Regions from separate parts of the Homo sapiens genome. Here all the other regions are linked to region 2. The links are chromatin loops, found by intact Hi-C in ENCODE. Cell type or tissue: endothelial cell of umbilical vein. All regions are shown on one strand.

Region 1 (2,500 bases), 69 kb before region 2:
GCAAAAAAAGAAACTGTAAAGGAAACCAAGAGATTTTGTTTAATTTTTTTGGCCATTTTTTCTTCATCAATTTTTTTTCGGTCTCAACTTTTAAACTTGGTTTAAGCATTTGATTTGTAAAACAGTAAATAATTGTATCTTTCCATAGCTTTTCAAATGTGAAATCATTTTTGGAAGCTTGGATCTCATTAAACTTCATGTCTCTATTCCATTTGTGCCACACACTTAAAAGTTAGTGTACTGAATGGAAAGATGAGCATTCCTAGTTCTACACTTCTTTTTTCCCCCTCATGTGTAAAATGAAAAGAAAACTAAATTTGCCCTAATACCAAGGCGCTACGTTTATTGCCTCGTCTTATTCACTGACCTTTGTAATGATACACAGTGAATTCTTTTTGACAAAGAGAAATGCAGTGTAGTATGCAGAGCTGCTGTTTTAATGCCTATGCATTTACTCTTTCCTGATTTAGGCAGAGGTGGCATTTTCTTTATTGCATTTCTCTATTTTTTTAATGTACCCTACCTTCAGTATTCTCTTTGTAAGTTGGTGACTTGCATCTGTGGCCTTGAATATTTTATTATCACATGTGGCATAACAGTATCCACACTTTTTAGTTCTTTATTTTTTTTTTTTTATTTTGAGCAATTCTCCTGCCTCAGCCTCCCAAATAGCTGGGATTACAGGTGCATGCCACCACACCCAGCTAATTTTTGTATTTTTAGTAGAGACAGGTTTTCACCATGTTAGCCAGGCTGGTCTCAAACTCCTGACCTCAGATGATCCGCCTGCCTTGGCCTCCCAAAGTGCTGGGATTACAGGTGTGGGAGCCACCATGCCTGACCCACACACTTTTTACTTGTATAGATGATTTTTGGCTTGGACATAAAAGCCAAGCCACCCATTTGCTTTTAATCCAAAGAACATGTATAGTTTTTGTACCCAGAGACTATGATTTATATTGATTGCACTTGCCTGCCATGATTTAGATAAGATTTTTTTTGCATGGTTTTTATTCTTTCCTAATGGATCCTGTTTTATAATACTTCCAAGCCTGTCCATGGATATATCAAATGTCTTCACTTGTATATTTTCATGGCTAGGTATTTCTAATGTTTATTCTTCCCTGTGTACTTCTACACATAGCTATGCACTATGAAAATTAAATGGAATGAATGATATGTATATTACTCAAAATAAAGTTTCTTTCACTTTAATAATCATTGTATCTTTTTATTCATATCCTTTTTTGAGTGAAAAATGCTTCTGCAACTAAGCATGTGTTACAGCAGGGGGCGATGTCTCCAAGGATAAAAATTACCCAAACGAAAATAAAAGTCTGCCTCTGACAGGACAGCACAGAATCTAGATGTTTCATTATGGAGAAAAGATAAGGTTTATGAAACTTTCAAATCAGGACTTTTAAGTTTGGTCATGCAAGAGTTTTTTTCTTTTTCAAAGAAAGGGAAAGTAATTTTAATTAAAATTTGGGAGAGCTTATTTTCTATTCAGTTGGATCTAACAAGCCTTTTATACTTGGGTTTCAACTCTGGTTTCTTTATATGTAAAAAATATTAAAAGAAGAATTTTTTCATGGAAACTTATCGTGAGACAGAAAGCAAATGGGGAATAGTGGTAGACTCATGCTTCCTAATGTTAGCAGGCCATAATACTTTCTCCCTCAGTCTACAATTATTTCTGTCATAGTGGGAGTTGCAGTTTTCTCTGATACATACCCAGAATAACTTGACTTTTTTTTTTTTCCAGCTCCTGTTTGGCCAATAGTACTTCTCTTTACATTCCACCTCTCCACTCCCCACCACCACACACACATGCACATGTGCATACCAAGCATACAAATTTACTCCTTCTGCACTATGCCTTCAACCATGCAAAAGTAACTTTTGGAGCTTGGATACGTGTCACCTTATCTAAAGTAATCTAATTCTGCATATAATTTTAGAAGCTAATATCACAAGTATCATTACTGTCTATAAAGATCGCTTTATGGTTGCTCATATCTTTATCTTAAATGGCAACAAATATATTTTCCACAGCATATTGTCCACAAAGTTGTACAACTTAACTTTTCCCAGACATGGCTAAGTGAGAATAAACTGAAACAGAACCCATCTGCTACTAACACGGCCAATCCCTTAGGAAATCTGGATTGCTCTTGAGACATACTAGCCTTCATATTTGTTGCATGGTACCTACATATCTCCCTTTCCTCCTTCCTTTTTTTTTTTTTTTTTTTTTTTGAGGTGGGGGGGGCGGCAAATGAGTTAGGGATTATTCTTTCTTTTCATTGACTAGCTGAAACTTCTATTACTGAAGTCTTCAAGCATAGATTTCCAAATTTGACTTTGAAGTATTTCAGCCCAATTTCACCAAAGGCAAGGGATTCATCACTGATTCATTCTCAAGGAATTTCCAACACATAGCGTTTAAGCTTATACAACTTCACCGTAGTTACCAAAGAGACACCAACACCCAAGATCA
Region 2 (2,500 bases):
ATGATAATGGCCTCCAGCTCCATCCATGTTGCTGCAAAGGACATGTTCTCATTATTTTTTTATGACTGCGTAGTATTTCATGGTGTATATGTACCACATTTTCTTTATCCAGTCTACTGTTGATGGGCATTTAGGTTGATTTCATGTCTTTGCTATTGTGAATAGTGCTGCAACGAACATACGTGTGCATGTCACTTTATGATAGAATGATTTATATTCCTTTGGGTGTATACGCAGTAATGAGACTGCTGGGTCAAGTGGTAATTCTTCTTTGAGTTCTTTAAGAAATCTCCAGACTGCTTTCCACAATGGCTGAACTAACTTACATTCCAACCAGCAGTGTATAAGCGTCCCTTTCCTCCGCAGCCTCGCCAGCATCTGTTATTTTTTGACTTTTTAATAATGGCCTGAATGACACATTTGAATTAATTAGTTTGACAAGAGTTTTAAAATATCAAACACACTTTCCCACAGTGTTCATTTTGTTTATATTTGCTTATCTCAGTAAATTGTTAACATGTAGAAATGAAAGCTTAAATGTATAATGAGCCATATCTCTGCATTTATTCAAAGACTTTAGGGGTCAAATTTGCTTATTAAACTGTGTGACAACCAGTTCTGTTTTTGAAATGTTTAAAATTTATCTTAATGTCCACTTTAGGTTCTAAATAATTGAGATAGGCTATCTATAAACCCTGCATTCACCAGATAATGGCCTCAGTATATCCTGCACTTGGCCAGGAATTGACATTCAGTCTATAATTATTTACTTACGGAAGATTTATGTTTTATAAGTAAAAACAGAGAGTATTGGTTTTAGAAATATATGATGTAGTTAAGAAAATCCAAGAAAAGCATTAATTAATAATAGAAAAAATCACTCACAGTTATTGAAAGCATCCCGCATGATGGGCGCTGTGCTGCAATCTACGTTCATGCTCTCATTTACTCCCCTCAGCAATTCTCTCTGGTGGTGGCCACTATGATTCTATTTTACAGACCAGGAAGTTGAGTCATTACAGGGGGCAAGTGACTTGCTGAACGGTACACAGCTGGGAAGTGGTGTGGCTGGAATTTGAGGTCATGCTTTCCATAGTCATAGTACACGACCGCTCAAGCAGGCTAGCATATGGATGGAAGGAAGAGAATGCTTCCTTTTCATACCAATGTCTTTATGTATGAAAAGCAAAGTTATGTTGATCGTATTAGGAATCAGGGTGAGTAATTTCTATTTTACCATGGAAATGATGAATTAACAAATTATTTTAATGTAGCAAAATTCCTCTACTGAAAGAATTAGACAAAACTCCACCATATATTCACTGTGCATTTGGAAGGAGGAGGCCAGAAACTGAAAACTCCAAAAGCAATTTTATGAGGCAGACAGAATTCCTTTGGGACTTCATATTAAGCTATTTTCAGTAGGGAGTACAAATATTTTGTTGAAAATGCTAAGAAACGCCTTTAAAACATTTCCTAATAGGGTCATAGTGGCTTGTTGTAAAGAACAGAAACCAATTTGCCCCATGCCTGACATATTGTTCAGTATTTACTATTAATTTTGTTCTAACAAAAGCCTACCTCAGATCAATAAATATAAATGTTGTAAAAAATAAATTTGATAAAGATTACATTTTTTCATTTGATGTAAAAGTACTTTTCACACTTTTTGGTAATTCATTAGGATGGTGATTTCATTTTAAGATTAGCTTTCCCTTTCCTTTTGTGTTACCTGTATTGAAAACTGGCTATTACCATATGTACTTCTTTACATTTTCTGCAGCATGTAATTAAGAGCTAAACTTATATATTTGTTGCCCTTTTTCACCTAATGAAGATAATTCCAAGGTTTGTAGAGAGAAATAAGAAACCATTCAAACCACTTGTGTTATTTTGTTTGTTGCTTTGTTTTTGAGACGGAGTCTCACTCTGTCACCCAGGCTGGAGAATAGTGGCGCAACCTTGGCTCACTGCAACCACTGCCTCCCAGGTTCAAGCGATTCTCCTGCCTCAGCCTCCTAAGTAGCTGGGACTTCAGGAGCCCACTGTCACACCTAGCTAATTTTTGTATTTTTAGTAGAGACAGAGTTTCACCATGTTGGCCAGGCTGGTCTCGAACTCCCGACCTTAGGTGATCTGCCCGCCTCGGCCTCCCAAAGTGCTGGGATTACAGGCATGAGCCACCACACCCAGCCACATTCAAACCACTTCTGAGGACTCTCCTATACTCTGGGTACTTAACTATGAAGTCTAAAGTTGTGGGATGTATAAACCAGCTATAAAGCTAGACAGGCTGACTCTAAAGCAAAGGGTAACATTCTCCACCTTCTGTTTTCTCTGGCTGTCCTTCCCTCTGGAGTGTCCTCCTTATACCTATAGGGATGTCTAGTGTCTGCTATCACAATTTGCTAATTGAATAGGCTCGATATCAGTCATTTCCACCTTAGTGAAAATTAAAACTGCTGTGTATTCTCTCCCTCCCTAAAGTAATTTTATTTTA
Region 3 (2,500 bases), 56 kb before region 2:
GGGCAAGTATTATCATATGAGAGTAAATTTACTGGAAAACTTTTAAAGATAAAGTTTATTCTTACTCTGTTCTATTTAAAATTTTCTTAGCATTATTTCAAAAAGTGGCTCTAGTCAATGTTATATCTACTTTATACATACAAACTCAGTTAATCCTCACAACGACCCTTCGAGGTAGGTACTTTATCATTTTACAGATAGAATAACTGAGGGCAGTAGAATTATTATGATTATGTAATTTGGAAAGCCACCAAGCTAAGAAGTAAAAGACCTGGAATTCACACCCTGACAATCAAGGCCTAAAGTGTGAATTTGTGTTCACCATGACATACTTAATACTGAATGTATATCTTCTTCCCTTTCATATGAACTATGTCAGGTCACGATGTCAGCACCACATAGAAATAGTTTTCTTTTGCTTGCTTGCCCTTTCACAGAGATTTCTTCCATGTGCCTTTGCAGCTTCCAAAAGCTGTAGCCTGTTCTTTGAGAAAGCTCTTCTCTCCTTAAGGAGTTGCTCCACATCGGATTGATTCTGGGCCATGCATCATGTCAGCTTGCAAAAGACAAAACCCTTTCTGTTTCTAAAGAAATTTCTCATATTTTGAAATGAAAGCAAGAATTGCTCTGCCGAGGTGCCAAGGGCAACATACTTCCATTACGAAGTGTTTCTAACAAAATGTTTTGGAGATTTTAAAGGGGCAGCTTTCTAAATATCCCAGGCATCTGCAAACAACCAGACATGCAGGCCCGCTTTTCAGCCCAAACATTGTTTCTGGGTTGTATCATTTTTTTTTCCTGAAAGTCAGCACAGCTGTTGCAATGCCCCTTTATCAATTGTCCAATGATCCCAACAATTTTTTTTCCAAGAGTGAATAATCAAAATGGTATTACAGGTCTTTGATTTTGAAATATATGCACTGTTAATATAATTTTGGCCTTCTTTAGCAGAATTTCAAAGGGGAACCAAAGGTTTATATTTATAAAGTTTATAATCATTCCACAAAGTTCAAGACATTTGGCAGTGCTTGGGAAACTTAAAAACAGTAATAAAAGGTTACTGCGAGGAATTCAAAGCTGCCTTGTATGGTAATGCTGATTCAAGCCACCACATACTGCAGCATTAGAAGTTTAGCTGTGATTTGGGGGTTGGATCAGAACTATGCAGCTGTAGAGATATTTAAATGGCTTACCCATTAACAACAAAGAAAGCACTTTGGAAAATTTACAATTAATATCTCCGCTTTGAAAACACATTAGGAGTATGCGGGGGGAGAAAATCATGCATTCTTAGCCTGATTTACTAAGCATCTATCAGCCTCCTTGACTGTTCTCAAGCACCAACCTTGCCTTGCAATTGTAAACTGTGCACTTTTGCCAACCTGGAATGCACACTCTGTCCCTGCCCAGCTCCAGATCATTCTGCATCTGTGCTTGCTCAAACTCTGGTAACCCAAGCTCTTCATTTGTTGGCAGCTGGTAAAAGGGGTTTCCTTATGAGTCACAGTGTGGAGGGAGGCTGAGTAATATACCCTATCCTGTGCTACAATCTGTATGGAATGTATTTGAAATAAAACTAAACTTAGAGTTTAGTTCGACATCTGATTTCAAACACATTCTTGAAAAATTGGAGTGCAATAGGGAAAAAATCACCATGTCTCTCCTGCTACGGAAAGCTTACTCCCCTACAACTGTCTCCAAAGGGACAGAAACTAAATTGCACTCATTCAGGCTCTGAGGTCTCTGATGAGGAAAGAGTCCACAGCTTGGCTTTTTTAGATGATCCTGCTTTCCTGTTATGGCAATGAAGTAGCTAGTCCCATGGCGAAGGAAAGTGGGAAAATGAAGTTGACAATGCACAAGTGTCACAGGCTAAGGCTTTTGTCAATGTTGTTTAACAAATGTAAGCATCTGACAGATCACATCTTTAACTGAAAGAAGGTAAAGAATATTACAAGACAAAGTGTGTTTACAAAAGTCATAGATGATGCAAGAACACTGTTTATCACCATATATTCACCTGTTTACAGTAAGTTCAGGAAAATGGGTTTTCTTACTATTAAATGCAGTAACATGCATTTATCTAGAAAAATAAATTAAGACTATCAAGGTCTAAATATAATTTCAAAAAAACTAGACACACTGTACTAACCAAATATTATATTTTTTTCTTTTTAAATATCATTAGATACCCAAATATCTGAAATGAAAAAAAGATTAGTGACGACATACTGAATGAACGGAAAAACTGGAAAATTTGTGGCTAGAAATTTAGAATTATACTATAAGCTAGATGTATCAAACTCACATATTCTTCCAAATTAGAGAATTAGTTATGCTTCAGAAATATAAAATACATATATGCCAGAAAGTTTGCTCTGTTTACTAAGCAATAAAATAATCATATCTTCTTAATTAATGAATCTTATAAAGTAAATGAAATGGAAATATGTCTGTTACCTGCTGCTTTTGACTAATATTCAAATAAAATAATCAAGTT

The links. Peaks named below come from ENCODE experiments on the same cell type or tissue, not always from the same donor. Only the 100,000 strongest peaks of a DNase experiment are listed, where the experiment ranks them.
Region 1: a loop joins it to region 2, with 3 times the contacts of the local background. A loop is called at or near these places in 8 of 110 quality-filtered maps.
Region 3: it touches region 2 in a loop (3-fold over the local background); 35 of 110 quality-filtered maps call a loop at or near these places.

What each region holds. Positions count from the first base shown.
Region 1 is chr7:116,257,569-116,260,068 of GRCh38, forward strand. TES (testin LIM domain protein) reads left to right here. Exons shown (of 7, transcript NM_015641.4): 7 at 1-1,215. Among named protein-coding and RNA genes, the nearest start is that of TES, 48 kb to the left of the region's middle. In endothelial cell of umbilical vein, a CTCF peak has its summit at 1,294 (motif pointing right); a DNase peak (open chromatin) is centred at 1,333; H3K27ac peaks cover 1,148 bases.
Region 2 is chr7:116,326,947-116,329,446 of GRCh38, forward strand. All of the region lies in intron 6 of LOC105375463 (a long non-coding RNA gene), which reads left to right. Among named protein-coding and RNA genes, the nearest start is that of TES, 120 kb to the left of the region's middle. RefSeq lists an enhancer at 909-1,203. In endothelial cell of umbilical vein, no CTCF peak of the experiment used is centred here; DNase peaks (open chromatin) are centred at 455 and 1,065; H3K4me3 peaks cover 957 bases; H3K27ac peaks cover 2,322 bases.
Region 3 is chr7:116,270,718-116,273,217 of GRCh38, forward strand. No RefSeq gene overlaps it. Among named protein-coding and RNA genes, the nearest start is that of TES, 61 kb to the left of the region's middle. In endothelial cell of umbilical vein, no CTCF peak of the experiment used is centred here; a DNase peak (open chromatin) is centred at 1,494; H3K27ac peaks cover 2,135 bases.